Linked DNA regions of Homo sapiens: all the other regions are linked to region 1. A link is an interaction called in ENCODE POLR2A ChIA-PET data of the cell type or tissue named here. Cell type or tissue: OCI-LY7. All regions are shown on one strand. Links, peaks and the distances in the headings refer to the core of each region. The heading gives the core; the rest is flanking DNA. Region 1 overlaps DYRK3 (dual specificity tyrosine phosphorylation regulated kinase 3). Region 2 overlaps CD46 (CD46 molecule). Region 3 overlaps NUAK2 (NUAK family kinase 2).

Region 1 (10,493 bases), core at 3,177-5,676:
CAAATATTACCTCTCTGAAGCCTTTTTTTAACACCTCTAGGAATGAGTCACTCTCTCCACTGCATTTTCCCAGAACTTTACTCGTACCTCCATTACACCTCCTACCAAACACACTTTAATCATTTCTACATATCTCTGTTCTGTTAGAATGTGAGTTCATTGAGAAGAAGAGGTGCTCTGAAGAGGTGTAGCCCAAGTTCCCAGTGCCTTTTACTTATGAGGCCGGTGAATTTTTATTGATGGATTGCTTGATTAATTAGGACATCACTCTTGGAGTTGGAAGACAGCTGTCATTCAGAGAACCCAGCAGGAATGACATTTAGGTAAACTGATCCTTCCCAGGTGAGGTGGACATAATATGTGGAGTCACATGGCTACAGTCACATGGGGATCTTTAACCATGCCTATTATGTAAAATCTCAGGGATGGAAGATCTGAAACTTGACCTTGGGGTGGATCATGTTGCTGAATGACATTCTGCTACAGTGAAGGAAAGTACTCCCAGCGCTCTGCTCACCTGTCCTCCAATCCCCTCCTCCACCCCGTCTCACATTCCCACTTCTTCCATGAAGCCTTCCCTGAACACTTCTGCTTCTGTCTCCCAGCTGGACTACCAGGTTGCTGAAAATCCATTTCTGCGTTTTATCCTTGGTACACGGCAAAATGGCTGTGCATGGTTTGTGCTCAAAAAAATGTTTACTGCCGGGTGGGTGCAGTGGCTCACTAATCCCTGCACTTTGGGAGGCCAAGTTGGGAGGATTGCTTGAGGCTAGAAGTTCAAAATCAGCATGAGCAACATAGCAAGACCCCATATCTACCAAAACAAACAAAAAAATTAGCTGGGCATGGTGGTGCGTGCCTGTAGTCTAAAGTAGCTGGGACTACAGGTGCACACCACCATGCCCAGCTAATTTTTGTATTTTTAGTAGAGACGGGGTTTCACCATGTTGGCCAGGATGGTCTCGATCTCTTGACCTTGTGATCCACCCGCCTCAGCCTCCCAAAGTGCTGGGATTACAGGCATGAGCCACTGCGCCTGGCCGTAAAGAAAAAAAAAATTAAAGTTTCTTGATGCTGATGAAATTGCCTGCTTAGGAGCATAGAGATTTGCTATATATACTCTTCGCCCCTCTGGATCCACTCTCCACCCTTCTACACTGTGCTCTGTGTGCCACGAGGATGGCATTTTTTTTTTTTTTTTTTTTTTTTTAGTGATGGGGATCTCACTATGTTGCCCAGGCTGGTCTTGAACTCATGGGCTCAAGTGATCCTCCCACCTTGGCCTCCCAAAGTGCTGGGACCGCAGGTGTGAGCCACCGCACCTGGCCAAGGATGGCATTTTTTGACTATGCCAACCAGACGTGGCTTCCGATTAAGTTAGGCCAATGGGAGGCACAGGAGTAAGATAAGCTGGCACTAGGATGAGGCCAGCACATTTATTCCCGTGATTTCTCCCCACTCTCCAGAGGTTGCAGTGCCTGCCATCCTCTACCAAAAGCCACAGCTTCTGTCAGGCAGGCAGCTCTCTCCTACAACCTCATCCACCGCTATTGCTCGCTAAGATTCCAGCAACCACTCCCTTCCTTCTGCCCCATGTGGCTATCCTGGGTGTACTTCACTGTCCCTTAGTAGTTTCCCGAAACCCTGCCCACATTTTATAAATGGTGTCTTCTTTCGACTACCCAGTTATCCTACCTTGAGGGGGATTAGATACAGTACCCTCAGGAATGTCTCTGACCCCCACATCTAGCTCCATGTTGTCAGGGCTCCCCAGATGCCTGCTTGACATTGGTGCATTGATCCCAACCTGGCTCAGAATCACATTTGTTGATTATATTCCAGGAAGTCAGATGCTTCTGCATATAGCCCAGTTCCACCTTGATTTCTTAAATTTCCCAACCAGAGAAAATGGGCATTTGTCCCCAGTGTTAGGATTAATCTCCATGGAGTCTGGAGTTCCAGAATAGTCCTTGAAATTACAAATTATACTGGTTTCCCTCCCTATATGTCCACTGTTTTTCTAGACCAATTAGATATGTAAACTTGTAGTTGGTTTTTTACAGAGGAGGGACAATTTCTCTCTTGAAAAAATTCTATTGGCCGGGTATGGTGGCTTATGCCTGTAATCCCAGCACTTTGGGAGGCAAAGGCAGGCAGATCACTTGAGGTCAGGAGTTCGAGACCAGCCTGGCCCACATGGTGAAACCCCGTCTCTACTAAAAATACAAAAAATAAGCCAGGCGTGGTGGTGCATGCTTGAATCCCAGCTATTTGGGAGGCTGAGGCAGGAGAATCTTTGAACCCGGGAGGCAGAGGTCACAGTGAGCCAAGATCATACCATTGTACTCCAGCCTGGGCGACAAGAGCACAACTCCATCTCAAAAAAAAAAAAAACAAAAAAAAACTATTATCTAGTTGAGAGCTATTGAATGTGTCCTGCCTGCCCATGCCATGGCCATCGCTCTAGCTCGGGCTCCTGGAGTTCAGGCATCTTGGGGCCTACGACAACTCCTGTTCCCTCCACTCCCCATTCCACAGCACTGTATCATCCCACAGAGCAAGTTTTCTGTCCCTTCAGGATCCCTAGACGCCCCTATCCAGCCAACCCACTGCAATGAACAGGTGTTCTGGGGGTTGCACTGGTCCAACCACAATATATGTGGTACTTTCCTCAGCAACAGGATCTGAGCAAATGAGCCTCTTGACTCAAGGTCCCCCAACATCTCAGGGAACTCAGATCTGAACAGGGAGGTCTTCAGCTTGCTGAATCCTTTAACCTAGTTCTGGAACTTCAGTAAAAAGAAGTGAAACTTCTCCCAGGAGCCTCCCACTGTCTCCTGGCCTAAATTGCCTAGAGGGCCCTGGGAGTGGGATCTGAGACATGCTGCCTAAGGGGAAACTGAGGCCTAGAAAGGAGAAGCAGCCACAGGCCTGAGTCCCAGGAGAGAGGCGTGGGAGGAGGGAGAAGTGTCTGTGTTGCTGGAGATAGGCAGATGCTAGCATTCTGAGCTGGAAGGGGTGGAGGAGGGGGCAGGAATGCATGAAGGGGGTCAAAGCTATGGGAAAGAAAAAGATATGCAATGGTGTGTGTGTGTGTGTGTGTGTGTGTGTGTGTGTGTGTGTGCGCGCGCACGCACCGGGTGGGGTGTGACGGAAACAACGGCTTTGGCCAAATTAAGATTTAGTCCTGGAACTTCTGCCAAGCTTTTTCTCCCTTCCAGTCATCTGCCCTTACCAACGTTAGGCAGTCACAGTGTCCTTACGAACGTTATCACCCTTTCCCAGTGCCCACAGCTGGAGGCTGATAGCTGGAGGCGGACTGGCACTGGGGCAAAGTCCGCCTGTCCGGCTCCCTTCCTGGCCCACTCCCTCCCTGGCCCGAATTGCCCCTGCCCACTGGGCCTCCCTGTCCACCAGGCCCTGTAAAGAAGAGCTGGCACCCTCACCCCACAGCTCCTCATGCCAGGACAGATACCTGAGCTGGGAGATCACCCGACCTCTCTTTTTAACCCGCCTCGGCTCATGTGACGGGCTGGAGTCCAGGCAGACATATGCAGGTCAGGCATCCAGGCAGGCCACACAGCGCTATTTATTTCCTACTGGGTTCTCTTCACGCAGAGCTGGCAGGGTGGGACTTTCTCATTGTATTTAAGCCCCAGCTGGCGCCACAGAACTGCCCCAGCCTCAGCCTTTGCCCCTTTTCCAACCCAGTAGGTAAAAATAAACCCATTTGGCAGCTTTGGGGAGTGGGATGGGGACTGCTGAAAAGGCGCTGTAAACACGGCAGTGGGGGCGGGGTGGGGTTGGTCGCAGCAGGGAGGGGTCATAAACCCTGGCTCTGCTGTGAACTAAAGGGACGGGTGCTTGGTCTCTCCAGCTGGGCACTCTGCCTCCCACTTCTTCAGCTGGGAAGAGCCTGGGCACCATTCATTCGCAATCTCTGAGGCAGAAGGCACTGGAGATAGTGAGTGGTCACTGGTGCTGCGGGGTGGTGGCTAGGGTAGAAAGAAGGGAAACAAAGAGAAGTAAATGGTCATGGCTAGTGAGGGACGCTTCGTCCGAATGGGTCTTTTGAGGAACACTTGGCTAGGACACTAGTTCATGTCTACCATCATATGTATCTCACTGTACTTCAATTCTTAACATGTTTGACCTTCCATTAAATATGTGTGTTATGTTTGAATAGATCCAGCACAGCGCCTGGCCCACCGAGTACACTGGGCATTTACTGAGCGACTGAAGAGAAGGCAGAGAAAGGTGGAGGCGGGGCCTGGCGCCCCCTGGGGGGAGCCCCGTGAAAGTGCAGCCGCAGGGGTTGGGGAGGTAGGACATTTCCCACCCAGGAGGCTCCCGCAGCTGTTCCCTACCAGGTTTCTAACTTTACAACTTCGACTCTGTGGTCTGGGAAATCTCCGCCTTGTGTCTCCCTCCGGCCCCGGCCCAGCTTTCCCAGCGACAGCGGCGCCTCCCCTTCTGAATGTAGTAGAATTTAAGCCTGGGACTAAATAAAGAACAGAGGAAGTCCTCTCTTTGAAATGCAGCTGCCCCAGGCCAGGTTGGGCTAGGAAGGGGTAGCAGTAGAGTGTGTGACACAGCGGTTGGGAAACAGTTGTGACTGCAGGAAGACCCACCACGGAAGCGCCTGCCCCTCATTATTTTAGCAGCATTGAGGGGAAGCACCTGTGGTCCATTGCGCTTCTTGGTCCTCCAAAGAGCTCTGAAGCCTCCTCCCTCTCACTCATGCCACTTTGCCTGGACATCTCGCTGGCATTTTACAGCAACTAGTGACTTCAGTTCCAACGGGAAAAGGGATGAATGAAGAGTGTTTGCTGAGAGGGGAATGGAACCAGGACAATGTGGGACGCTGGCTCAAAAACTCGGGTGAAAGATCTCAGGGATGAGGTTTCTGAATTCATCTCGTGTATTCACCTCAGTCTCAAGTCTCTGGCTGGGATTGTTGGTGGGACAGAAGTAAGCAATGTTGTTTTAGCAACCAGAGAAAACAGCAACGCAGCCAGCTACTTGTTGAGGGAAATGAGGGAATCGGGGAAGAGAAGTGGGGAAGAGAAGTAGGGAAGCCTGGTCTGCTGGTTCCTCCTCCCCTGCAGATCTCAGGATGGCTAATCTGGGATAGAATCAGTTTGATGAGGGAGCAGAAAAAGCCAAACCCCTGATCTGAAATCATGGCAGAGAAACCTGAAGGGTAACCCCATTTCATCTTCAACGTCAGAAACGGAGGGTGGTGAGAGCCAAGTTGCTACTGGATAGCATGTCTTCCATGCCTTTCATTCCTACCATCTTTTCTCCTCCACCTTCAGCTCAGGACACAAGCCCCTTACTCTATACTATGCACAGACTCAGAGAACATTCTCTTCTGAAACTATCTCCCCTCCCCATCCCATTCACTTACAGAGTTACACAAATTTTAAACCAGAACAGAGTGCAGATAACTTGCTGGCAAGTTTTCTCTAAAGCCATGGCCTAGCTTTTGTTAGATTCTAAACATATGGTCAACAATGCTGCTGACGCTCCCTATCCTTGATAAATGCCATTAGGGTGCTTTTTTTGCACACAACAGTTGCTCAAGTCACTGGTGAAAGAATCAATGCACCAACAAAAGCCTATATAGACATGCTTGAGAACAGCAAAAGTGAGTGCAGCTTGGGTCAGGGCTCCACCCTGGGAATGATTAAGAATTCTCTGCAGTGGTTCAGATTGGGTGTCCTGGATCTGCTCCTCAATCAGGAGATCATCAACAGCCAGATTCAAAGGCAGGGCTGGGCAGCCTCTGCAAAACGAGGTCAAATCATGTCCAGGCTCACTCTACTGGAAGGTCAAGGTCAGTCCTTAGCATCTGCACAGACTAGCTGCAGTCACTTTATGTTTCTGCTTTTGGACTGACAAATTCCTTCCTAGAAAGTAAAAAGCAATGGGCAATGCACTAGTAGCCCTCATTGCCATTTTCACTGCCTTTTCTACGCGCTGATAGTTTTTGTCTTAAAAGGCATAAAGAGCCATGGGAGTATCCTGGTTTGTGGTGCCTTTGATCATGGGGTTTTTGTTGTTTTGTTTTGTTTTCGAGACAGAGTCTCCCACTGTTGCCCGGGCTGGAGTGCAACCTCGGCTCACTGCAACCTCCGCCTCCTGGGTTCAAGCGATTCTCCTGCCTCAGCCTCCCGTGTAGCTGGGATTACAGGTGTGTGCCACCACATCCAGCTAATCTTCTGTATTTTTTGTAGAGACAGGGTTTCACTGTGTTGGCCAGGCTGGTCTTGAACTCCTGACCTCAGGTGATCCACCCGCCTCGGCCTCCCAAAGTGCTGGGATTACAGGCTTGAGCCGCCGCACCCGGCCTGATCATGGGTAAATTTTAACAGCGATATTGCAAGCTGAATTTTCTTTTAAATTCTGCCTGCTCTATAATTCCGCTAGCAGCAATTAATGTCTCCAACCTGGAGTTGCTCCATGTGAGTATAGGAAGGTCCATGTCTAGCTTTAGGCTGGGGTCCCATAAGGCAGAAACCCTGTTCAAGAATCCAGGGAAAGCTGAGAACAGTGGCTCATGCCTATAATCCCAGCACTTTGGGAGGCTGAGATGGGCAGATGGCTTGAGGCCAGGAGTTCGAGACCAGCCTGGCCAACGTGGTGAAACCCCATCTTTACAAAAAAAAAAAAAAAAAAAAAATGCACAAGCACACAAAAAATTGGCCAGGCGTGGTGTTTCATGCTTGTAATCCCAACACTTTGGGAGGCCGAGGCGGGTGGATTACCCGTCAGGAGTTCAAAACCAGCCTGGCCAACATGGTGAAACCCCATCCCTATCAAAAATACAAAAAATTAGCTGGGTGTTATGGCGCATGCCTGTGGTCCCAGCTACTTGGGAGGCTGAGGCAGGAGAATCATTTAACCTGGGAGGCAGAGGCTGCAGTGAGCCGAGATCGTGCCACTGCACTCCAGCCTAGGCAACAGAGTGAAACTCCATCTTCAAAATAAAAATAAATACATAAAATTAGCTGGGCATGGTGATACATGCCTGTAGTCCCAGCTACTTGGGAGGCTGCAGTGGGAGGATCACCTGAGGCCAGGGAGGTTAAGGCTGGAGTGAACTGTATTCGTGCCACAACAATCTAGGGGACAACTCAAGGGTGGCGGAAGGCAGTCCCTGTTAGGTATCCAATTAGCTCCTGTTGCCAGGGCAATTGTGGCTCAGGGCCAGATCAGAAGCAGGCTGGAGCAGAGCCCACAACCCCTAAGAACATTGTTTTCCTCTTTCATTTACTCAATTCCCTCAGGCTTTAAAAGTTATCCCACAGACTGGGGTCTGGGCCTAAGAAAAACACCCAAACTTCCCAAATAAACTGTATTCCTTATTGCGTGTCAGGTTTCATCCTTAAGCTGAGCTTGGGCCCCAAGAGGGTAAATGGGAGAGCTGCTGATTCGGGTTTCTGGGAGATGGTTAGCCCTGAGCACTCTACATGTTTTCCCATTTTCCTTCACAGCAAGGCTGGAGCTCACAAACCAGACTGTGAACAGAAGCTCTGGGTACTAAAGGAAGAATACTGGTGGACTCTCTGTAAGGCTGTTTCTCAGGGCAGCCTTTTCCCTTCCCAAGATTTTCTTTCTGTATCATTGTCATCAAGCAAGAGAGGCTGTACCTGCAGCACAGCCCTAATTACCCAGCGACTGGTACTCACCTCCTTCAGAGTACAGCACACAAGTTCCTGCCTGCGACAGTTCTCAGCCTTGGTTTTGAAACAATCAGGATGCTAAAAAATTCTCAAAGCAATTCATTTTTATTTTTTAAAAAACACCCCAAAATAAAAAACCACTGACTCATCCATGCCAAACTGCACTTTCCAGAGGAAGCATGTCAGCAGACTCAAACGGACAATGGACAGAATCCCATGACACCAAAGTCATTCAAACCTGATGCTTCAGAGGCTGACATTCTGAGCTGAAATAGCCACAGGTCACCACTTGGCCTGATGTGGGACTCTCCTTTCTTTTTAGTCTATTCATGTGGTGGCAGAAGATGTGAGACTCTAGTCTCCAGTCAGGGAGGCTTCTCCTGTTATAGAAAAATATTAGAGTCTAGGCTTGACTTAGCGATGGGTGGGCTATATTAAGAATCATACCCTGCTTCTTCAAAGTCTAGACGATGCATTTGTAGTTCTGGCTTCTCTCAGGGGTTGTGGATCTCAGGGACCAGAGAGAGCTTTTAGTCCTTTTATGGATGGGTTCACTGTGACTCTAAAATCTTTTCTCATTGAAATTAGCCAGCATAATTTGACAGACACTCAGAAAAACACCCTAATCATATTAGGCTGAAGGCCAGGTCTGGAAGTAAATTCTTTAAAAGTTTGGGCTTCAGGAAGGATAGGTTGAAGGTGAAAATGGAGTATGTTAAAATGGGGATATTAAAAATATATTTAAAACTAGGAGGCTAATCCCTGGCAGAAGAGAACTCTTCTTTGATTTGCCAATCCCTGGCCTTTTCTTACTCCTTATTTGTACTGACTCCAGGTTTTCCATAGCATGAATGCCTGCCGCTGCTCTACGCATAGTAAGTTATAGCGTTCTACAGATTGGTCATCTAGACCGAAGACACGGAGGAAAACATGTTCTGGCAATTCTACCTGGCTCAAGGTGTAAGTATGTATTTTTAATTCTCAGAGGAGAAAAAGCATTACAGAGGCAGTCTAGAACAATCATTGTCACCTTTCCAACTTCCGTGTTGATGACATCAATAACAGATGGAAAAGAAATAATTAAAAATAAAGGAGAAAGAGTTTTCCATGATTCACCAAAGTAGTAGGAGTATTCTGTCAGGAAAGCTTAGAACCATTTATCAGCTGCTACCTAAAATTTAGCATTTAACTTTAATTATGCCTAGTTACGAATTAAGCAAAACAGAAAGTGTTTTAACATGACCAGCTGCTACAGATTGAAATAGTTTCACAGTAGAAATTTTTATTTTTTTATTGTTCTTTTTTGATTATGCAATAAGCCCCCTTCTTAACAGATTGTCACAAAAACTAAATTGTAATGACATTAGCCAGCTAACCTGTCTGCCCCAACTCCCTTAAACACCAAGGAATAAAGCATACTAATATGGTCATAAGTCAAACTTCCTCTGGGAAAGAAGATCCAGGCTAGACTCTTTCAGAGCCCCTGTGGGGCAGAAGCAGAATCCTTACATCATAGTTAGGTTTTGGTGGTATTCATTTTTTTTTCATTATTATCAAGGTAACTGTATCTAACACTGGACCAGAAGAAAATGTCCTTAATCCTTATCTCATTACCCTTTCCCAAAAAGAAGACATCAGAGATTGTGTGGGTCAACTTAAAAGAAGAGGCGAGCATGCTCCTGGTTCATGGAAGGAAATGAGCTTCCATCATCTGCACATGATCAGCGGGCATCAAAATCTGTTAATTCAGAACAATATGAAGACACACTCCCATTTGAAGCTTACTTTCTAATCTAAGGAGAAATCATGATAGCACATGATGAAAGAGTACATCAATAACTCTGAGGGTAGATGGTAGGATAGAATACTAGAAGATGAGCAGGTATTAGGTGGATTAGCCAATTTTCCATATTGAAAGAAAAAATGAGGCTGGGCACGGTCGCTCACACCTATAATCCCAGCACTTTGAGAGGGTAAGGCACATGGATCACTTGAGCCCAGGAGTTCAAGACCAGCCCGAGCAACATGGTGAAACCCCCTCTCTACAGATATACAAAAAATTAGCCAGGCATGGTAGCACGTGACTGTAGTCCCAGTTACTCTGGAGGTTGAGATGGGAGAATCACCTGAGCCTGGGAGGTTGAGGCTGCAGACAACACTGCGCCACTTCACTCCAGCCTGGACGACAGAGCGAGACTCTGTCTCAAAAAGAAAAAATAAAGAAAAAGAAAAAATGACTTGGGGAATGAAATAAAAATTCTAACCCAACTCTCACCGTGTCAGAAACAACTTGGAAATTAAAATTTGTCAATTTAGAACTCAGTAAGTCACCTAACCTAACCAGTTTGACTGAAATGACTAGAAGAAAAATGGCTAAAGAACAATCCAGTAACTGAGGAAGAGACAGTCTGAATTTCTGTACTAACTCTGATCCAATTCAGTCACTCATTGCTATGGCTGGGCAGGGATCCAAGTGAAACTTTTAACAGTGGCCAATAAGGTGGCATAGAGTTACTGCCTCTAAAAACCACAACTTGTCCCTAAGCTTGAAACCCAACCATAAACTTCCTCAAATCCATGTGGACGAGCACCATGTTTTTAAGCAGCCCACTCTCCTCAAACTTGAATTGGCCTGCAGAAGACAGGTATGCCAACTTCAATGACTCTGCTCTGCATCACTCTCTCGGTTGCCAAATTGAGGCAGAAACATCCATTTGCCTTCCTGTAGCTTTCTAAAATCTGTCTACAGTGTAATGAGTTGTCTATACACTTTCCCTTAGCCCAGTTTCAGTAACCTTGTAGTCC
Region 2 (10,493 bases), core at 3,688-6,187, 1.1 Mb before region 1:
AAGCCACAGTTGCACTCATGAGAGTGAAACTACAGAATAACAACTATTGAAGATTTTAATAGAGTCAAAAGATGAACTGGCAAACCAGGTTGTGGAATCTATTCAGCCTCTCTGCTCTGCTGGAGTGGTTGATTTAGTCTGGTAAGTGGCATATTCAGCTCCACCATCTGCTTTCCTGCAAACCAAGGTATAAAGATCATGTCAAAGATAAATATAATTAAGTACAGAAATTAAATTCCAGAAGCCTATTCAGAAAATGAACAATTAAAAAAATATAGTAATGAGCCACCAACCTGGGAAATAAATTATTCTTTTAAAATAATTTCAAATGTTCAACTGGTCTCACTGTAAAAAAAACCTTCCTTTATCCCTGTCTTATATTTTTGATCCCCTCCAAAACAAGAAATAGAGCAGTAGCACACAAAGTACTTAGTAACTATGTCCTCATTTTGATGTAGGGCCAATGGGAAAGACTGGAGACAAACGCATGCTTTCCTGATCCCTCCATTTTAAAGCTGTAGCTCTGGCACAGAACCTTTAAAAAGATAGTGGTTCTAACTGTTCAAGTATGTGATGCCTCATCTACCCCTCACTGTCAAGAAAATCATGTATTCCACTAAGAGTCTCCTAAATAACTAAAGTTTACGTCACACTTTTAGTATAACAATAGACATCTTTATAAAACCTATTATTCTAGTCTAGTGCTGGCCAAAGACAGATGATGCCAGTCATACATGTAATTTAAAATTTTCCAGAAGCCACTTTTAAAAACATAAAAAGGCAAAAATAATTTTATTTTCTTTAACCGAGTATAACCAAAATATTGAGATGTATTTTACATTTTTTTGGCTTAGTCTTTGAAATCCAGTGTGTGTTTGACACTTGCAGCATACCTGACATTGGACTAGCCACTTTGGAAGTCCTTAGCAGTCACGCATGGCTATTGAACTGGACAGCACAGCTCTGGGCCCTCCCTGCCTTAGTAAATTGACTTTAATAGACAAACGAAAACCAAATTCGGACCAGTCATTATTTACTAGTATGTGTGCCACAGCAAACACATTGCCTTTCCAATGTCACAGCTAAGCATGTTAATTCTGGATACTTTAATAACCCATTTATGCCTAGTGTTCCATTACTGGAACGCTAAGCATGTGGAATTTATCTCCTACTGCTCAAGGTCATCGCCAGGGTCTGACTGCAAAAATTCAAAAAATTGCAACCTCAGGCGTAAACGGGTTGGTTCTTCTTTGCCGGGGAGGCCATCATTATGGTTCTCTACTGCGTCATTACTATACTTATAATATTGCAGTTCCCTAAGGACTGTTGTGATGACAGACTTAATGGTTTGGCCTGTCACTGAATTCTCCAAGACCACTATATTTTTCTTTTCTTTTCTTTATTTTTTTTCCTTTGAGACAGAGTCTTGCTCTGTCACCCAGGCTGGAGTGCAGTGTGGTGTGATCTTGGCTCACTTGCAACCTCCTCCTCCCAGGTTCAAGCAATTCTTGTGCCTCAGCCTCCTGAGTAGCTAGGATTACAGGTGTGCACCACCATGCCCAGCTAATGTTTGTATTTTTAGTAGAAACAGGGTTTCACCATTTTGGCCAACCTGGTCTCAAACCTTAAGTGATCCGCCCGCCTCGGCCTCCCAAAGTGCTGGGATTATAGGTGTGAGCCACCAGGACTGGCCACCACTATATTTTTCTAAGTAAATATTTTTTTCCCATAGTAGTAGAATCTCTTTCTTTAAATAAAGTTTTAAATAAAAATCCAATCTATGCCAAAGATAAAAGGCATTAACATAAATTTAAAGAAACATTTATTGGATATAACAATGAAGCTATTTTGAAGATGGCAAAATATTAACTACAGCATTCATTAAATTATCTTCAAATGTTTACAGATACCCTGAAGCTCAGAGAGAGTCTAAAAACTATTTTCCTAGTTGGCTTTAGTCTCAAAAGTGTCCTAAGAGACTAAGAAGATATAGTAGGCTTCCCTTATCCACGGTTTCACTTTGCACGGTTTCAGTTACCCATAGTCAAATACGGTCAAAAATATTAAATGGAAAATTACAGAACTACGTTTTAGATTGTGTGCCATTCTGAGTATCATGATGAAATCTCACACTGTCCCACTCCATCCCTCCCGGGATATAAATCATCCCTTCGTCCAGCATACCCATGCTGTGGACACTATGTGCCTGTTACTCAATAGCTGTCTTGGTTATCAGATTGACTGTCACGGTATCACAGTACCTGTGGTTAGGTAACCCTTATTTTACTTAGTGGCCTCAGAGCACAAGAGTAGTGATGCTGGCATATTTTTATAATTGATATTATTAGTTATTAGTTATTGCTGTTAATCTCCTACTGTGCCTAATTTATAAATTGAATGATCATAGGTATACATGCTTAAGAGAAAACAGTATATATAAGGTTTAGTACTCTCCCAGGTTTCAGGCAACCACTAGAGGTTTTGGAATGTATCCCCCGTGGATAAGAAGGAACTACTGTATATAGGACTGGGTAGGCCCAGACCGCCAATTCTGGTTGGTATGTTTTGTCTTTCCCTTTCCTCCTGTAACCAAAGACATCACTTTGCTTTTACTAAGAAATTGTCCTTCCAGCTGGCCTTTGTAGATCCTGCTCCCAAACTTTTAATTATAACCTAGGTTAGGGCCTCACATTATAAGAGGTGGGATATGTATCTCCATCTCTTCCCAGCTCTGCGGACACACATTCTAGCACAAACAGAGGAATAATTCCAGTTCAGTTCAAAGACAGAAGGTGGACAGGGTCCAAGGGTTTAAGGCAATGCAATCCATTACTTTTCAAAATCTGAGGACTTTTTTGTTTTCCTTTGATATGCTAAAAATATCCCAGCCCAGGGAAACTGATAAAATGTCTTTACAGAGTTATTTATACGTTGGAATTGAATAAATTTACAAAACTAAGTAAAATATATTTTGGTTTCTATAAAAGGGCATTTTTCCTCCTTGCACTTAAAATGAGTTGATTCTGTGGTTATTTCCCAGTTGGCTCACAAATTCTTACTTTTGGATTCACAGCTGTTTTACAAGGTAGAAGTGAGATCGTCTGATAAAAGGACTAGGGGAACATAACTCTATTTAAAGCCTACGTCAAAGCCTGTCAGTACACATTATGTTTTCAAAGGGAATGGTATAAGAACACATCAATAATTTAGCAAAGGGAACAGGAATGTAAATTTCCTCTTTGATATTTACTGCCAATATCTCTTTGCTCAGGTTATTGATATCTATATATCCACTGAATATTTTTCAAAAGAAAGGACATCTGAAAATAAACAACAGAAAACAGATACCTTTTAATGATAAAAGCAAACCTTTCTCTCATCTCTCCTTCTCAGAGAGAAGTAAATTTTACTTCTCTGTGGGTCTCATCAGTTAGGTATGTGCTGAACAGAGGAAGAGAAAACGGCTGAATAAAATAGTGACTTCAAACCAAAAAGAAACGAGTAGCATAACAAGTGGGATAAAATCCAGTGTAAGAGAGTAGCAGGAAAGCTGAGAATTAGGTTCATAACTTAAGACTTTCTCATTCTCACTGAAGGACTGGAAACATGAATTTTGTGCTAGAAGCTACTTGAACTTTGAAGTCATATAGATCATCCAGCAGATAAACAGACTGGAAATTCCTGTTTAATATGTTTATCTTTGAAGCCATTTTGCATGAAGTGATTCATGTCAAAATGTTTTCAAGGAATAACAGATTGTTGGGGAGAAATGGTACCGGTCTCTAGCACTCTTGATTTTTTTTTTTTTTTTTTTTTTTTTTTTCAAGACACAGCATCTCACTATGTTGCCCAGGCTGATCTCAAACTCCTGAGCTCAAGCCATCGGCCTGCCTCGGCCTCACAAAGTTGCTGGGATTACAGGCGTGAGCCACCAAACCCGGCCTAACACCCTCAATTTTGAGGGAATACATTGAGTATGTATCAAATCCATGTAATATTATCTAGAAATCAACTTTATGACATCATGTATTTTCAGATGTCTCTGGACTTTTACATTAAGAAGTGTCTTCCTGTGGCACATCTGTTTTCAACCTGAGGAGACATCGTTGCAAAACTTTGTATTACATGGCGTCTCATATTTCTGAGATGGATCTAATTTTGTAAGGATGCTTTCTAAACTAATTACAAAACATTTTTGTAGTTGCTCAAAAATTTTTGAAGGGTTAAATGCTCAAGAATTTAAGGGCCAACTAGAAAAACATTTAAGTTAATTTGATCCTTTTTTTGCCCCATGTCACTATATGCCCCAATTACCTGAACTGACCACTATTTTTAATAAAGTAATTGGGTCAGTCAATATTAATGTAACATTAAAAGTCAGTTTAGGTTATACAAAATAATAAATACCATTAATGGAAAAAAGGAAAAACTATTTGTCACAGGTAATAAATATATAAATTATGTAAATAACTTTCACTAACTTAGCCAAACTGTCACTTATCCAGGGATGCTTAACTAGAGTTAAAAAATAATCATGCATTTAAAAAAAACCATTACTTAAATATTTATGTAAACAAAAGGCATCTGTTGTTCAGAAGCACAGTCATGCCATGCAATACAGGACTGAAGCAGTAGCAAAGACAGGGCTGTGGCTTCCAAGACTAAAAAGTATGGTAGAAGAATTAGTAAAGAAAGGAAATGGGAAGGGAAAAGGAGGGAGCATGTGGATGGGACCTGTTTCGGACCCACTGGTATCCTATACTGTTCTCAGCTGAGAGCTATGAAACAGAAAAGTGGCAGAATACTTTAACCTTTTGCCCACTTTTTATCAAGTAATGTAAATGATGTTGGATGATCTTAAAATGACTCCTTACACTATTTTTGTATTTTGAGATGAAGGCTGCAGAAGAGTAATTACGTTCCCAAATCACCATAAATACCAGTTTACAAGAAATACATTTTGTGCCAGGCTTTAACAACAATTTGAGATTATTTGTGCCTGCTAGCCTGCTTCCAGTTACCCCCGGAAGTGGAGAAGTGCCTCCAGACATTTTATAGTCTTTATAAGAAGTTTCTAAGGCCACAACAGCCAATCTGGGGGGACAAGATTATGGACATTAAACAGTGCAAAGAAAATAATGGAAATCTTTGGGGTTTTTTTGTGTTTTTTGTTTTTGAGATGGAGTCTCACTCCGTCACCCAGGCTGGAGTGCAGTGGCGCAATCTCGCTCACTGCAAGCTCCGCCTCCGGGGTTCACGCCATTCTCCTGCCTCAGCCTCCCAGAGTAGCTGGGACTACAGGCGCCCGCCACTATTTTTTTTTTTTTTTTTTTGTATTTTTAGTAGAGACGGGGTTTCACCGTGTTAGCCAGGATGGTCTTGATCTCCTGACCTCGTGATCTGCCCGCCTCGGCCTCCCAAAGTGCTGGGATTACAGGCGTGAGCCACCAGGCCCGGCTGGAAATCTTTGTTTTTTAAGAGTTAAAGAAGGTAAGAAAAGCCAAGTACTATTTATTACCCCATAGCCTTTTTTTAAGGATACACATGGATGAGGAATCTTAAAAACTTCAATTATCTTAAATATTAGAAAAATTTGCCAATAAGCTTCATAGTGTTTCTTCAGACTTCAACAATATAGGCACATCAGTAGTGGGCAACACCCTGGTCAGTGTAGCCCAGGCACAGCAGCAGCATCAGCACTGGGAGCTCACTAGACAGGCAGGGTCTCAGGCTCCACCCCAAACCCAATGAATCAGAATCTGTACTTTAACAGATTTCCAGGTGACTAATGTGCACATTAAAGTCAGAGAAACATTCCTCTAGACTCTGAAGAAGAAAGATAAACCACCCTCACATTCAGTTCAGCTATCAAAATAACATGGAACTACAAAATAATAGATCCATAAAGAGAGCCTAGCTTTGGATTCAGCCATTACATATGCTGAATTTCCAATCGAGTATGTTCCTGTCATAAAAAGGGTAACATCTATTCTAAAAGATTCCCACGCAGTTTATATTTTAAAGTTCAAAGGCAATTAGGAGTTTCGTCTCTCACACCATTTTCTGGACTATTTTTCCTCAAGTTGTGCTACTATTTGCAGGATTAATTATGTTGCATTGGCTAAAGATATCATACCTTCCCAAAATATTTTAAAATTTTAATAATGGCAACTGTCAGTTGGACCCTATGCTGTAAAATATGGGCTTTAAAAAAAAATCACTGGACAAATTAATTTTGGAATCTCAGTTCACTACTGCTATTGAACCTTTCATTTGGGAGTGTAACAGTCAGATAACTGTTGAGCTTTAAAAGACCCATTAAGGCCGGGCGCGGTGGCTCATGCCTGTAATCCTAGCACCTTGGGAGGCCGAGGTGGGCGGATTACCTGAGGTCAGGAGTTCAAGACCAGCCTGACCAACATGGTGAAACCCCATCTCTAGTACAGGTACAACAAATTAGCCGGTGGTGGTGGTGCACGACTGTAATCCCAGCTACTCGTGAGGCTGAGGCAGAGAATCCCTTGAACCCAGGAGGCCAAGGTTGCAGCGAGCCAAGATTGCGCCATTGCACTCCAGCCTGGGTGACAGAGCAAGACTCCATCACAAAAAAGCAAAAAACAACAACAGAAAAACCATTAACTGCTAGCTAGAGAGAGTTTGATTAATACTTGTTAATGAACCTTTAAAAATTCTGATGCAGTGATATTTTAAACAAAGAAGGAAAATAAGCAGAATGCGACTTTGTTTTGTTTTCTTTAGAACTTGTTTCTACGCAAACCTTATGGATTTGTAAAAATATTCCATTGATAATATTTTGTACTCACGTTGTAGATATGTAACTTTTAGAATATACAACTGATAGATAAATCAAATATGCATATCGTGTTCCATTAATACAAGATTTAAGATTCAAGTGAAGGGATTATGGGTATTTCAAAAGATAACCAAGTAATATGAAAAAAGTTTGAGTTCCTTATGAGTAAAGCTTGTACTTTTATGACTTAGCCCAAACCTGATGATCAGTATAAAAGGAATATATATCATAAAACCATGAGTACCAAAAGTCTTAAAATTATTAGGTTTGATTTCAAAGCTATTTCTAAAACTATAGGGGAAAACAGTTTTTAAAAATCAGTAAAAATGAATGTATATTATCTTTCAGAAATTTCAAAGCACCTAATCTTAGTCTGTGTTCCAGGATTCATTCTAAGTCTTTTGTTAAACTGTAAGCTCTTTAACTAAAATTTGAGTTTGATGTTTTAAAACCCTATTTTCTTTAGAAGATATGTACTTGTACATTTTTCTTCTATTCTAAACCCACTCACTTTTTACATTTTTATATATTAAAAGACACAGTTAATTGAGGTACCTTATAGATCTAACCCCTCTCAGCAATTTTAACTTTAACCCTATCAGTTTTACTGCAATCTGGTAAATTCAGAGAACATAAGAGGGAAATCGGATAGTGTTGTTTTGAATCCCCCAGTTTAACATGTATAAATAACAACTTTAAATGAAAAGACACCAAATTGGGTATTTAAATGATATGCCTACATAGCTTCTTGCAACTAGCTAAGCTATATAGACAAGTGGAAACTTTCATTATAAAAATTCCAGTGAATACAACTGTCAAAGTCTCCACAGTGAAATACTTTAAATTTAATTTTGGCCATTAGTGCAATTTTGGAAATAGGGAATAGGGTAGAGAAGGCCTCATAGTGAGTGGTCCATGATTTGCTAAATAACTTAAACCTCAAATCCAAAAGAAATTTTTCTTAAAGTCATAATAGCTGTAGGAACTCTGCACAGATGTTTTTATGTTGCAGTGATGTTAGAAGTAGCTGAAAATATTTTTAGCAAAGAAATGCAATTGGTAGGACAAACTAATGCAGGCATTTTTTTAAAAAAAAAAAAAAGATAGCATGCAATACAGATTACAAACTGAAGCTGCACAAAAGCATGTTAAGTATAAGAAGGACCAAGAAGTTAAAAGAAACATGCTTTAATTTACCCTTTCTTCTTCCTCCTTTGAAGATATCTGTACGGGACAACACAAATTACTGCAACTCCAACAACTATAAGAAACCAGGAAACAAATGACATATAATTCTGAAAACTAATCACCAAGATTCAACATCTAGCAGAAGAAATAAATGTTGGTTACATTTCAGTGGTCAAATGTTATTTAAGCACCTACACATTTATATTCCATCCAGACTCTTTGCTATCTAAATCCAACTCCCCATAATCACTTACACAGTCCATAGTAAGTCAGAGAAAAGTCCTTGCTTAATTTAGAAAACTATCAAAAGCACATTTGGGAAGCCAACTAATATTACTGATCATCTTGAGAAAATATGTATTACTTAGGCTTTGTTACTAAGTAGATATACAGAATATAACAGAGTATAAAATCACTAACACAAGGTAGGTAGTTAAGTATATCAAATAAAAAGTCAGGTTTTCCTAAATCGGTTTAACCAATTTACAAGCTGAAAAAACTATAGAAACTGAAAAACTATTTTTAAAATGCATGTCTTCACAATAATTTTTTGACTTAAGTGGTGTCAAAATTTGTGATACTTACCTATGGCAATAACAATCACAGCAATGACCCAAACATCTGAGAAAGAAAACAGTTCCAAGATGTTGAACACATGGATCTCCAGATAGCATTTATTTCAATCAGATCATCTAAACACTTGATATGGTTTGGCTGTGTCCCCACCCAAATCTCATCTTGAATCGCAATTCCCATAATCCCCACGTGTTGTGGGAGGGACCCCATGAGAGGTAATTGAATCATGGAGGCAGTTTCCCCCATGCTATTCTCATGATAGTAAGTTCTCACGAGATCTGATGGTTTTATAAGCGGCTTCCTCCTTCACTTGGTTCTCATACTTCTCCTTCCTGCCATCATGTGAAGAAGAATGTGTTTGCTTCCCCTTCCTCCATGATTATAAGTTTCCTGGGGCCTCCTCAGCCCTGCAGAACTGAGTCAGTTAAATCTCTTTCCTTTATAAATTACCCGGTCTCAGACTGTTCCTTACAACAGCATTGAGAATGGACTAATACAAGACTACAGAGGAAAAAAAAATTTTTTATATAGTTTTAGCATGACTGCTAGGGCATCCAGGTCATTTTGATCATAGAACCCTTCTAACCAGTTTCCAGGTTAAGGGTTCCACTTGTGAAACTCTTAATGGGAACCTCATTTTTCACTGTTTTTCTCTATAGCTACCACATCAGGTTATTTAGCGGTAAAGTTATTAGAGTAATTAGAATTCACTATAGTAAAGGAAAATGATTTTTGAAAAGTATTATCCCATGAGAGTTGGTTTAGTTCAACAGTCATTCTGTCATTTCTTATTTTGGTAGACATTTAATTTGTATTTTTTCCTCCAAAAGTGATCTGTAGAGTGAGTCATAAATAAATTTCTATTATTCTATTGCCCAGATGGTATTTACAAAGTCTTCACAAACAATACTTTATCTTATCAATCCCCTTCCCATCCTCTCTACTTCCATACTCTGCCCTGCCCCAAAATTAAGACATAGTCCTAAATACCAATAGGATTCCCATAATAAATGAAACACCAGGGCACATGGATAAAAAATATACAGAGAAATTTGAGAATACATTTTTGACTATCTAGAGAACACAAAATAATCCTATAAAATCTTAATTTTTAGAACTGTTTCTGTCCCTAGTACCTTTGCTTCTAAACTGCCATTACTTTTATTAAATTGCTATAAGTCAAAGCATAAAGTGCTATGTTCAACTCTGCTCTTCTCATCTCATAAACAGTTATCAAGTGTTTAACAGTTTAAGATGGCAACAGATTTACTTGGACCACAGATTTTGGAGGTAAGGCAAATACTAAAAAACAAGCCTAAGGTGCATTATATAAAATGATTAACCATTACCAAACTAGTCTAAGAAATGAAAGGTAATAGATTTTTGTTTTTACTTATTAAGAAATCTTTATTTTTCATTGGCCTATATCACAACTGCACTTCATCTTTTTTTTTAACATGCATTGTGTAAACTGCGTAAGCCTACATCAAGTGTGTTAAATCAGCGTGTTACAGAAAAAATAAACCCAACTTAGATTGCTTTAAGGTTCATGTATATAAGATATGAATAGAAAGAAAATTTATCGACAGATTACCATCACAAAATAACAATATAATGTGGAAAGAAAATTGTGTTTTATATATTTTAACCTACATACAAACACAGCATTTAAGAAAGTTATCTTACCCTACCAAGGATCCTATGTTTGGGCACCTCATAAAAACTAATTACCTACACGTTTCTACACATACTACCACTTATATTTGTCATGATAGCTATACCAACCCAAACTGTCAAGTATTCCTTCCTCAGGTTTAGGATATCCTAGGAAAAAAGAAGAAATATAGATTAAATTAATAAAAGAAGGAAAGAATTAAATATAAAGCTTAAAATCCTTTAAACTCATAGGGTGATT
Region 3 (10,493 bases), core at 3,905-6,404, 1.4 Mb after region 1:
TGGGGTAAGGGTCATGGGGACCCTTTCCTTCTATTGGAGCTTGGGTTTCCCCAGGGTCTGGAGAAGGGCGGGCCAAGAGCTGCAGAAAAACCCAGGCCTTGACATGACCTGTGCCCGTGTTTGACTCAATCCTGCAGATTGCTGACTTCGGTCTCTCCAACCTCTACCATCAAGGCAAGTTCCTGCAGACATTCTGTGGGAGCCCCCTCTATGCCTCGCCAGAGATTGTCAATGGGAAGCCCTACACAGGCCCAGAGGTAAGTGGCCACCCTCCCCTGCCAGCCTGCCTCAGATGTTTACTATGACTTTAGATCCTGGGAGATTGATGGGCTAGTTTTCTCGTTATTCACATTTTCAGAGCACAACTCTCAAGCCTCCCAAAAAGTAGTAACTTGCCAGGTGTCTAGCCAGGAATGGCAAAACTAGAACTAGGCCGGGCACAGTGGCTCACACCTATAATCCCAGCACTTTGGGAGGCCGAGGTGGGTGGATCACTTGAGGTCAGGAGTTCGAGACTAGCCTGGCCAATGTGGTGAAACCCCATCTTTACTTAAAAAAATATAAAATTAATGGGGCTTTGTGGCACCCACCTGTAATCCCAGTTACTTGGGAGGCTGAGGCAGGAGAATCACTTGAACCTGGGAGGCAGAGGTTGCAGTGAGCCAGGATCATGCCACTGCACTCCAGTCTGGGCAACAGAGCAAGACTCCATCTCAAACAAACAAACAAACAAAAACCAAAAAAACCCCTAGAACTAGAACTTAGGTCTCCTGACTCCTAGGTTAGTTCTTTGCCTCCCTCACATTCCTCATTCCTGTTACCTTTCCCAGCACCCAGTCCAGCCTCCTGAGAGTGATGTAGAGATGATATCTGTCACAACCACCCCTTCCCCAGCCCGGAAGAGATGACCTGGCTGTAGCTCTTGTGCTTGTGGCTGTCCCTCGCAGGAAATGCGATTGACAACATCTCAGACCCCTTCTGCAGCATCCCCGTCTTGGCCCCTGGGTAGGAGAGGTGGGTCGTCCTCAGGTGTGCTGGCCTCTGAGTTCTCCAGCATGTAACATTTTCCTGTCTGGTATGGGCATCCCTGCTGACCTCCCCCATCTCTCTCAGGTGGACAGCTGGTCCCTGGGTGTTCTCCTCTACATCCTGGTGCATGGCACCATGCCCTTTGATGGGCATGACCATAAGATCCTAGTGAAACAGATCAGCAACGGGGCCTACCGGGAGCCACCTAAACCCTCTGGTGAGTAAGAGGTGTGGGCGTTCTTATCCAGGCCTGGGGTGTCCTTCACTCATTCCTAAGGCAGAAACTACACAGTGGCACTAAAGTCAAACGGGCAACAGTCCATCATGGCCCATGGTAGGTTAGGGTACCCTCCACCGTATGTCCAATGTTGAGACCTCTGGGGAAGGAGGGGATAGCTCTTTCTTTCCCACAGGGGCATGTTTGATTATATTTGGGAAGTGGTTCCTAAGGTCTCACTTAGATCTTCTTTGCTACAGTTGTCTCATTTCCTATTGCTTTTGTTCTCATCTTCAGAAATCTTTTTGTCCTTCACTATGACTCAGAAGGCAGGAAGAAGGGTGTGAGAGACCCAGTTTACCCTGAACACAGTCTCTACCCTCAGAGGGTTGAATTTCAATGGAGAGAGAGAGGATAGACACCAACATACACACAAGGGCTTATGAAGGGGTCACAGTCCTGAGGGGTCAGAGGACAGAGAGGCAGCTGGAGGAGTCAGTCCAGGAACTCTGGACTGGGGAGCTGTCCTGGGCCAAGGCATGTATAGAGCCCTAGGTTGGAAGGGACGCATCCGACCCAGGAGTATGCAGTGTCATAGCTCAAAAGGGGATGAGCTGGGGACAGGGGACAGGGAGTGCCTATTCTGGGAGCTGCCAAACTGAAGCACCTGCCTTTTGTCTTCCAGATGCCTGTGGCCTGATCCGGTGGCTGTTGATGGTGAACCCCACCCGCCGGGCCACCCTGGAGGATGTGGCCAGTCACTGGTGGGTCAACTGGGGCTACGCCACCCGAGTGGGAGAGCAGGAGGCTCCGCATGAGGGTGGGCACCCTGGCAGTGACTCTGCCCGCGCCTCCATGGCTGACTGGCTCCGGCGTTCCTCCCGCCCCCTCCTGGAGAATGGGGCCAAGGTGTGCAGCTTCTTCAAGCAGCATGCACCTGGTGGGGGAAGCACCACCCCTGGCCTGGAGCGCCAGCATTCGCTCAAGAAGTCCCGCAAGGAGAATGACATGGCCCAGTCTCTCCACAGTGACACGGCTGATGACACTGCCCATCGCCCTGGCAAGAGCAACCTCAAGCTGCCAAAGGGCATTCTCAAGAAGAAGGTGTCAGCCTCTGCAGAAGGGGTACAGGAGGACCCTCCGGAGCTCAGCCCAATCCCTGCGAGCCCAGGGCAGGCTGCCCCCCTGCTCCCCAAGAAGGGCATTCTCAAGAAGCCCCGACAGCGCGAGTCTGGCTACTACTCCTCTCCCGAGCCCAGTGAATCTGGGGAGCTCTTGGACGCAGGCGACGTGTTTGTGAGTGGGGATCCCAAGGAGCAGAAGCCTCCGCAAGCTTCAGGGCTGCTCCTCCATCGCAAAGGCATCCTCAAACTCAATGGCAAGTTCTCCCAGACAGCCTTGGAGCTCGCGGCCCCCACCACCTTCGGCTCCCTGGATGAACTCGCCCCACCTCGCCCCCTGGCCCGGGCCAGCCGACCCTCAGGGGCTGTGAGCGAGGACAGCATCCTGTCCTCTGAGTCCTTTGACCAGCTGGACTTGCCTGAACGGCTCCCAGAGCCCCCACTGCGGGGCTGTGTGTCTGTGGACAACCTCACGGGGCTTGAGGAGCCCCCCTCAGAGGGCCCTGGAAGCTGCCTGAGGCGCTGGCGGCAGGATCCTTTGGGGGACAGCTGCTTTTCCCTGACAGACTGCCAGGAGGTGACAGCGACCTACCGACAGGCACTGAGGGTCTGCTCAAAGCTCACCTGAGTGGAGTAGGCATTGCCCCAGCCCGGTCAGGCTCTCAGATGCAGCTGGTTGCACCCCGAGGGGAGATGCCTTCTCCCCCACCTCCCAGGACCTGCATCCCAGCTCAGAAGGCTGAGAGGGTTTGCAGTGGAGCCCTGAGCAGGGCTGGATATGGGAAGTAGGCAAATGAAATGCGCCAAGGGTTCAGTGTCTGTCTTCAGCCCTGCTGAACGAAGAGGATACTAAAGAGAGGGGAACGGGAATGCCCGCGACAGAGTCCACATTGCCTGTTTCTTGTGTACATGGGGGGGCCACAGAGACCTGGAAAGAGAACTCTCCCAGGGCCCATCTCCTGCATCCCATGAATACTCTGTACACATGGTGCCTTCTAAGGACAGCTCCTTCCCTACTCATTCCCTGCCCAAGTGGGGCCAGACCTCTTTACACACACATTCCCGTTCCTACCAACCACCAGAACTGGATGGTGGCACCCCTAATGTGCATGAGGCATCCTGGGAATGGTCTGGAGTAACGCTTCGTTATTTTTATTTTTATTTTTATTTATTTATTTATTTTTTTGAGACGGAGTTTCGCTCTTGGTGCCCAGGCTAGAGTGCAATGGCGCGATCTCAGCTCACCTCAACCTCCGCCTCCCGGGTTCAAGCGATTCTCCTGCCTCAGCCTCCCTAGTAGCTGGGATTACAGGCGCCCGCCACCATGCCCGGCTAATTTTGTATTTTTAGTAGAGACAGGGTTTCTCCATGTTGGTCAGGCTGGTCTCAAACTCCCGACCTCAGGTGATCCACCCACCTCGGCCTCCCAAAGTGCTGGGATTACAGGCGTGAGCCACCGCGCCCCACCTAACCCTTCCTTATTTAGCCTAGGAGTAAGAGAACACAATCTCTGTTTCTTCAATGGTTCTCTTCCCTTTTCCATCCTCCAAACCTGGCCTGAGCCTCCTGAAGTTGCTGCTGTGAATCTGAAAGACTTGAAAAGCCTCCGCCTGCTGTGTGGACTTCATCTCAAGGGGCCCAGCCTCCTCTGGACTCCACCTTGGACCTCAGTGACTCAGAACTTCTGCCTCTAAGCTGCTCTAAAGTCCAGACTATGGATGTGTTCTCTAGGCCTTCAGGACTCTAGAATGTCCATATTTATTTTTATGTTCTTGGCTTTGTGTTTTAGGAAAAGTGAATCTTGCTGTTTTCAATAATGTGAATGCTATGTTCTGGGAAAATCCACTATGACATCTAAGTTTTGTGTACAGAGAGATATTTTTGCAACTATTTCCACCTCCTCCCACAACCCCCCACACTCCACTCCACACTCTTGAGTCTCTTTACCTAATGGTCTCTACCTAATGGACCTCCGTGGCCAAAAAGTACCATTAAAACCAGAAAGGTGATTGGAAGCAGGCCCTGCTGTTCTCTTTGGTGACTGAGGTGGGGAGGGATGGTGCTGAGCAGGTTTTTGAGCCTTCTCCTAATACTCGTTCCCCTAGGCTGCCAGGGATGGGAAATAGAAAAACTGCCGAATCAAAACAAACGTGAGCTCAGTAGCTCTGGCCTGACCCTATTAAGCACACAGGTGGGAAGGCCCTGGGCCCAGGGTCCCAGTTGCTCTTCCGGCCTTTGGCACTAAAGTAGAAGTGGATTTGGCAGATTATCCCACCCTGCCCCCACCACCTGCCTCCTTCTCCTCCCACCCCTGCTCCTGTCTGCTTGAGCCCTGCTCCTGCTGCGTAAAGACACCCCCACAGCCTTTATTCTCTCCCTCCTAAGAAATCCCCTTTACTCTGGTGCTGGGCAGCTTTTCCCCCCTCCGTCCTCACTGCCTGACTCCCAGAGAAAGCAAAGAATGCCTGGAATGTCCACCCCCACCGTACGCCAACTCCCTCAGCCCCCTGCAGAGCATTCCCCACACGCCTGCTCCATTGAGAAACTCCCAGGCTCCGAGGGCTGGGGATGAAAGGGAGGATGAGGACAAAGTGCCGGCCAGCAGCCGGCTGGCTCTGGCTTCAGGCAGCCTCCCTCCCCCACCCCGACCCACTCTGGTAGTCACAGGAGGCCTCCAAACGTCCCCAGCTCTGGCTCTGGCCCCACAACACACCTGTCCTGCCGGCTGTCGGTGCCTGCCCAGTGGAGCGCGTTGGACCTCCCCTCCCACACCTGGAGAGCTGAGCTGGCAAAGTCACTAGTCTGCAAAGGAGATGGGGAGGGCAAGGCAACTATGAGGTCAAGATGGGAGAGCAAACAAGACATTGCTTAGGCGACACTGGAGTACTTAGGTCTTAAGTCTCTGAGGTCCTACTCAGTGCTGGAACTCTGGGCTAGACTCTGGGTAAACATGGAAAAAATCCAGGGGGTGGGTTTATCTCCAGAAGCTTAGAGTTCAGCTGTGGGGGTAGCAGTGCTCCTTTATTCATTCCTCTCATGAATCAAGCCCTTTTGTGTGCTAAGCTTAGTAGAAGACAGAGGTAATTGCTGTATCCCTGGTGCAAAAAAAAAAAAAAAAAAAACAGAGATCTTAGCCTCAAGGAGGTTACAGGCTGTGGGTAAGGTAGCATGCAATTCAGTGAGAAATTGTTATTGGTTCAGATCATGTTGAAAGGGAGTTTGGGGACGGCGCGGTGGCTCATGCCTGTAATCCCAGAACTTTGGGAGGCAGAGGTGGGCGGATCACAAGGTCAGGAGATCGAGACCATCACGGCTAACACGGTGAAACCCCGTCTTTACTAAAAATATAAAAAATTAGCCGGGCGCGGGGGCGGGCGCCTGTAGTCCCAGCTACTCAGGAGGCTGAGGCAGGAGAATGGCGTGAACCCAGGAGGCGGAGCTTGCAGTGAGCAGAGATCGCACCACTGCACTCCAGCCTGGTCTCAAAAAAAAAAAAAAAGAAGAAAAAGGGAGTTTGGATGATGGAAAGAATTGCATCTTCGGAGATAATAATAGGGGCTACCATTCACTAAGTGCTTATGGGTCAAGCCCTTTAGGTGTGTTACCTCATGTAATGCTCACGATAGTCTTGTTAGTTCAGTACTATTTCTATCATTCTCATTTTATAAAAGAAATGGAGACTCAAAAACATTAAGTAGGCCAGGCGCAGTGGCTCACATCTGTAATCCCAGCACTTTGGGAGGTCGAGGCAGAAGCATCACTTGTCAGGAGCTCGAGACCAGCCTGGCCAACATGGTGAAATCCTGACTTTACTAAAAATACAAAAAATTAGCCGGTCATGGTGGCGCACTCCTCTAGGCCCAGCTACTCGGGAGGCTGAGGCAGGAAAATCCCTTGAACCTGGGAGGCGATAGTTGCAGTGAGCTGAGATTGTGCCACTGCACTCCAGCCTGGGCAACAGAACAAGACTCTGTCTCAAAAAAAAGGAACTTGATAGCAAATGGAGAAATCAGACCTCAAACCCAGGTTTGGCATCCCACAGACTCACTTGAATGGCATGGTGTTTGGAGAATTGGATAAAAGAATGTAAGTGAAGGAACTATAAATTTATATGCCAGGTTTATTTATAAATATTTATTATATGAGCATCCATTATATGCCAGGTTCTTTTGCAGGCACAAGGAATATGCCAATTTCCCAAGTGCCCTTTCCTAGTCTCCACAAGCCCCAAGAGAAAGCTAAGAAAGAAGAGAGTGAGGCCAGGCGTGGTGGCTCATGCCTGTAATCCCAGCACTTTGGGAGGCCAAGGTGGATGGATCACCTGAGGTCAGGAGTTCGAGACCAGCCTGGCCAACATGGTGAAACCTCGTCTCTACTAAAAATACAAAAAAAATTAGCCAGGCATGGTGGAGCATGTTTGTAGTCCCAGCTGCTTGGGAGCCTGAGGCAGGAGAATTGCTTGAACCCGGGAGGCAGAGGTTGCAGTGAGCCTAGACTGCGCCACTGCACTCCAGCCTGGGTGACAGCAAGACTCAGTCTCAAAAAAAAAAAAAAAAAAAAAAAGAGAGAGAGAGAGAGAGTGAGTGGGAGAAGCAGAAGAGTGTTTTTTTGTTTGTTTGTTTTTTTGAGACAGAGTCTCGCTCTGTCACCCAGGCTGGAGTGCAGTGGTGTGATCTCGGCTCACTGCAAGCTCCGCCTCCCGGGCTCACGCAATTCTCCTGCCTCAGCCTCCCAAGTAGCTGGGACTACAGGCGCCCACCACCACGCCCGGCTAATTTTTTGTATTTTTAGTAGAGACGGGGTTTCACCATGTTAGCCAGGATGATCTCGATATCCTGACCTCATGATCCGCCTGCCTCTGCCTCCCAAAGTGCTGGGATTACAGGCATGAGCCACTGCGCCCGGCGAGAAGCTGAAGGGTGAGGGACAGGACTAGAATTGGAGGGGATGGAGGAGAGGAGGACACAGTGGAGGGAAAGCCTGTACCTAAGGGACGCGCAGGGTGTGGAATGGGGAGGGAGGGAGAGGACACAGCCCTTTCCATCAGTGCTATCTCAGCAGGGGCTGGGGGAGGTGGACTTTCAGGAAAGGAGAGTCCTAACATCTGTGTCCTAACATAACCATTCGGTCCTAACATCTGTGTCCTCCTGCATCTGCTTATGTAACCTCTTCTAAGCCAGGTGGAGGGAAGGGTGGGCAAGGTGAGGGGGTGGATGTGGGGGAAGCCTTCTGGGGAAAGAAAATCTGAGCTGGAAGAGAATGTCTATTTTCTTGGTTCCAAAGAGACCTAGATGAGGGACTGTGGATCCCACCCTGCACAGCCCTTCCCCTCACCTGCCTGGATGCTTCATATCAAAAACATTCCAGAAACCAGGCTCACAGCGATGACGTGGGCCCCCAAGGGAGAAGGCTGAAGCTGCAGGAATATTTAGTGCCACATCAGTGCTTCCGGAATGTGAAGAACCCAGATGATGACGAGGGTTGGGGGAGGTGGGGAAGCAGCTTTGAGAGACAGCAAAGGGCCTTCTGCAACCAGGACCATGAAATCCTGGTAGGAATCCTCTCCCCATCCTCAGCCCTTTCCCGGGGCAAGTCCAGGCAGTCCTCTGTGTAGAGGGAGGGAAACTGCAGCAGCATGTTAGTACCCACCATCAAGATGACCCCTTCACCTCTCCCCCTGCTCCATCCCATCAGCTGCCTTGGGCCCTCCTTGGGCAGATAAAGTGAGAGGGGAGACAGTGATCCAGAGCACTGTTGGGAAGCAACAGTCCTCTGCAAAGCACAGTGCCCACACTCCAGTAGAGCTTCTAGAGGCGGACTTCAGCTCTGCGAGTCAGAATCTGAAGCCCGCTGACTGATAGCCCACACATGTCTTGAGGACAAGGATGGACCCAGGACAAAGGAAGAGTCCTGGGTCTTAGCTGAAGAGTCTGGGCACTTTTAAAGTAGGGGAAGGGGAGTGGGTGGGAATCACATAATAGATGACACGGTTGATCTTCTGGAAAAGAGAATAGATGTACAGGCCATGGCTCAGAGAGCAGGACCAGGACAAGGACCAGGACCAGGACCAGTGAGTGGGGGCTACTGAGACACTAGATTCAGCTTGATAAGGCAACCACCTACATAGGACATTCATGCAGGCCGGGCGCAGTGACTCATGCCTGTAATCTCAGCACTTTGGGAGGCTGAGGCAGGTGGGTCACTTGAGGTCAGGTGTTCGAGACCAGCCTGGCCAACATGATGAAACCCAGTCTCTACTAAAATTACAAAAATTAGCCAGGTGTGGTGGCGTGTGCCTGTAATCCCAGCTATGCAGGAGGCTGAGGCAAGAGAGTCACTTGAAACCAGGATGTGGAGATTGCAGTGAGCCAAGATCACACCACTGCACTCCAGCCATGGGGACAGAGCAAGACTCTGTTTCAAAAAAAAAAAAAAAAAAGTATGATGTTCATTCAGTCATTCAGTCATTCATTCAGTATTTACTGAGTGCCAACAGTGTATACTGTTCCAGGCTCTGGAGATACATCTGTGAACAAAACTGAGATTTTTGTCTTATGGGGCATCCATTCTAGTGGAGAAAGACAAGTATAGTAAATAAGTAAATGATATAGTATATTAAAAGGCCATGGCCAGGCACAGTGGCTCAAGCCTATAGTCCCAGCATTCTGGGAGGTCAAGGCAGGCAGGTCACTTGAGTCCAGGAGTTCCAGACCAGCCTGGGCAACATGGCCAAACCCTGTCTCTACAAAAAAATGCAAAAGTTAGACGGGTGTGGTGGTTCACATCTGTAGTCTCAGCTACTCGGGAGGATGAGGTGGGAGGATTGCTTGAGCCTGGGAGGTCAAGGCTGCAGTAAGCCAAGATTGTACCACTGTACTCCAGCCTGGGCAAGAGAGTGAGAACCTATCTCTAAAAAGAAAGAAAGAAGAAAAATTAGTCAGGAATGGTAGCACACACCTGTAGTACCAGCTACTTGGGAGGTGGAGGTGGGAAGATTGCTTGAGCCCGGGAGGCAGAGGTTGCAGTGAGCAGAGATTGCACCACTGTATTCCAGTCTGGGCAACAAAGTGAGACGCTGTCTCATAAGTAAATAAATAAATAGACCTGGCATGGTGGCTCATGCCTGTAATCCCAGCACTTTGGGAGGCAGAGAAAGGCAGGATCACCTGAGGTCAGGAGTTCGAGACCAGCCTGGCCAACATGGTGACACCCTGTCTCTACTAAAAATACAAATATTAGCTGGGCATGGTGGCAGGCGCCCGTAATCCCAGCTACTCAGGAGGCCGAGGCAGGAGAGTAGCTTGAACCCGGGAGGCAGAGGTTGCAGTGAGCCAAGATAGTGCCACTGCACTCCAGCCTGAGCGATAGAGCAAGACTCCATATCAAAAAATAAATAAATAGTCATGATAAGAATTAGGAAAATACTAATAATAAGGATGGGGTATGGGGATGGAGAGGAGACAGGATTGAAATTTTAAATAAGGGTGATCAGAGAAGGCCTTCCTGAGAAGGTGGCATTTGAATAAAAACCTGGTGGCAGGGGTTGGGGGTGGAGCTAGCTATGTGGCTATCTGGGGGAACAGTGTTCAGGGTGGAGGGAACAACCATTGCAAAGGCCTCAAGGCAAGAGCAGGTTGCAAGTTCTAGAACAGCCATTGATGCTGGAGCAGAGTGCATGAGAGAGTAGCAGAAGACGTGTCAGGAGAGGTAACAAGGGTGGGGAAGGTAGATTACACAGGGCCTTGTGAACCATTACATGGGCTGTGGCTTTTATTCAGAATGAAATTGCCAACCACCAGGAAGTTCTGAGCAAAGGAATGACATTTTTTTTTTTTGAGATAGAATTAAAAAAAATTCTTCTGCTTGTTGAGACTAGCCATGGGAGGGTCGACATTGTCCAATTCTGGAAAGAGGTAATGGGGCTTGGACTGGAGTCAGTAGTAAAGAAATGACAAGTTGTCAGATTTCTGACATATTCTGAAGCTAGAGCCAACAGGCTTTCCTGATGGATTAGATGTAGGGTATGAAAGAAAGAGAGAAACCAAGAATCACTCCATGGTCTCTGGCCTGAGAAACTTGGAGGGTAGAGTGTCCATTAGCTGGGTCGGGGAAGACTTGCAGATGGA

The links. Peaks named below come from ENCODE experiments on the same cell type or tissue, not always from the same donor. Only the 100,000 strongest peaks of a DNase experiment are listed, where the experiment ranks them.
Region 2: POLR2A ChIA-PET joins it to region 1 with 5 read pairs; 2 of 35 experiments call an interaction of 5 or more read pairs at or near these places.
Region 3: POLR2A ChIA-PET joins it to region 1 with 12 read pairs; 1 of 35 experiments calls an interaction of 5 or more read pairs at or near these places.

Annotation. Positions count from the first base shown.
Region 1 is chr1:206,652,440-206,662,932 of GRCh38, reverse strand. It overlaps DYRK3 (dual specificity tyrosine phosphorylation regulated kinase 3), which reads right to left. Exons shown (of 3, transcript NM_003582.4): 3 at 7,775-10,493. Among named protein-coding and RNA genes, the nearest start is that of DYRK3-AS1, 22 kb to the right of the region's middle. In OCI-LY7, for the core only: a CTCF peak has its summit at 4,276 (motif pointing left); DNase peaks (open chromatin) are centred at 4,292 and 4,592; H3K4me3 peaks cover 973 bases; H3K27ac peaks cover 799 bases.
Region 2 is chr1:207,783,201-207,793,693 of GRCh38, reverse strand. CD46 (CD46 molecule) reads right to left here. Exons shown (of 13, transcript NM_172351.3): 9 at 10,364-10,402; 10 at 8,588-8,623; 11 at 8,012-8,075; 12 at 3,349-3,441; 13 at 1-175. The coding sequence ends at 3,390. Among named protein-coding and RNA genes, the nearest start is that of MIR29C, 13 kb to the left of the region's middle. In OCI-LY7, for the core only: no CTCF peak of the experiment used is centred there; no DNase peak of the experiment used is centred there.
Region 3 is chr1:205,295,952-205,306,444 of GRCh38, reverse strand. NUAK2 (NUAK family kinase 2) reads left to right here. Exons shown (of 7, transcript NM_030952.3): 5 at 138-257; 6 at 1,114-1,246; 7 at 1,932-4,382. The coding sequence ends at 2,995. Among named protein-coding and RNA genes, the nearest start is that of NUAK2, 21 kb to the left of the region's middle. RefSeq lists enhancers at 1,572-2,422, 3,276-4,127, 4,128-4,980, 4,770-5,064, 4,981-5,832. In OCI-LY7, for the core only: no CTCF peak of the experiment used is centred there; DNase peaks (open chromatin) are centred at 4,564, 5,094 and 6,367; H3K4me3 peaks cover 2,187 bases; H3K27ac peaks cover 2,500 bases.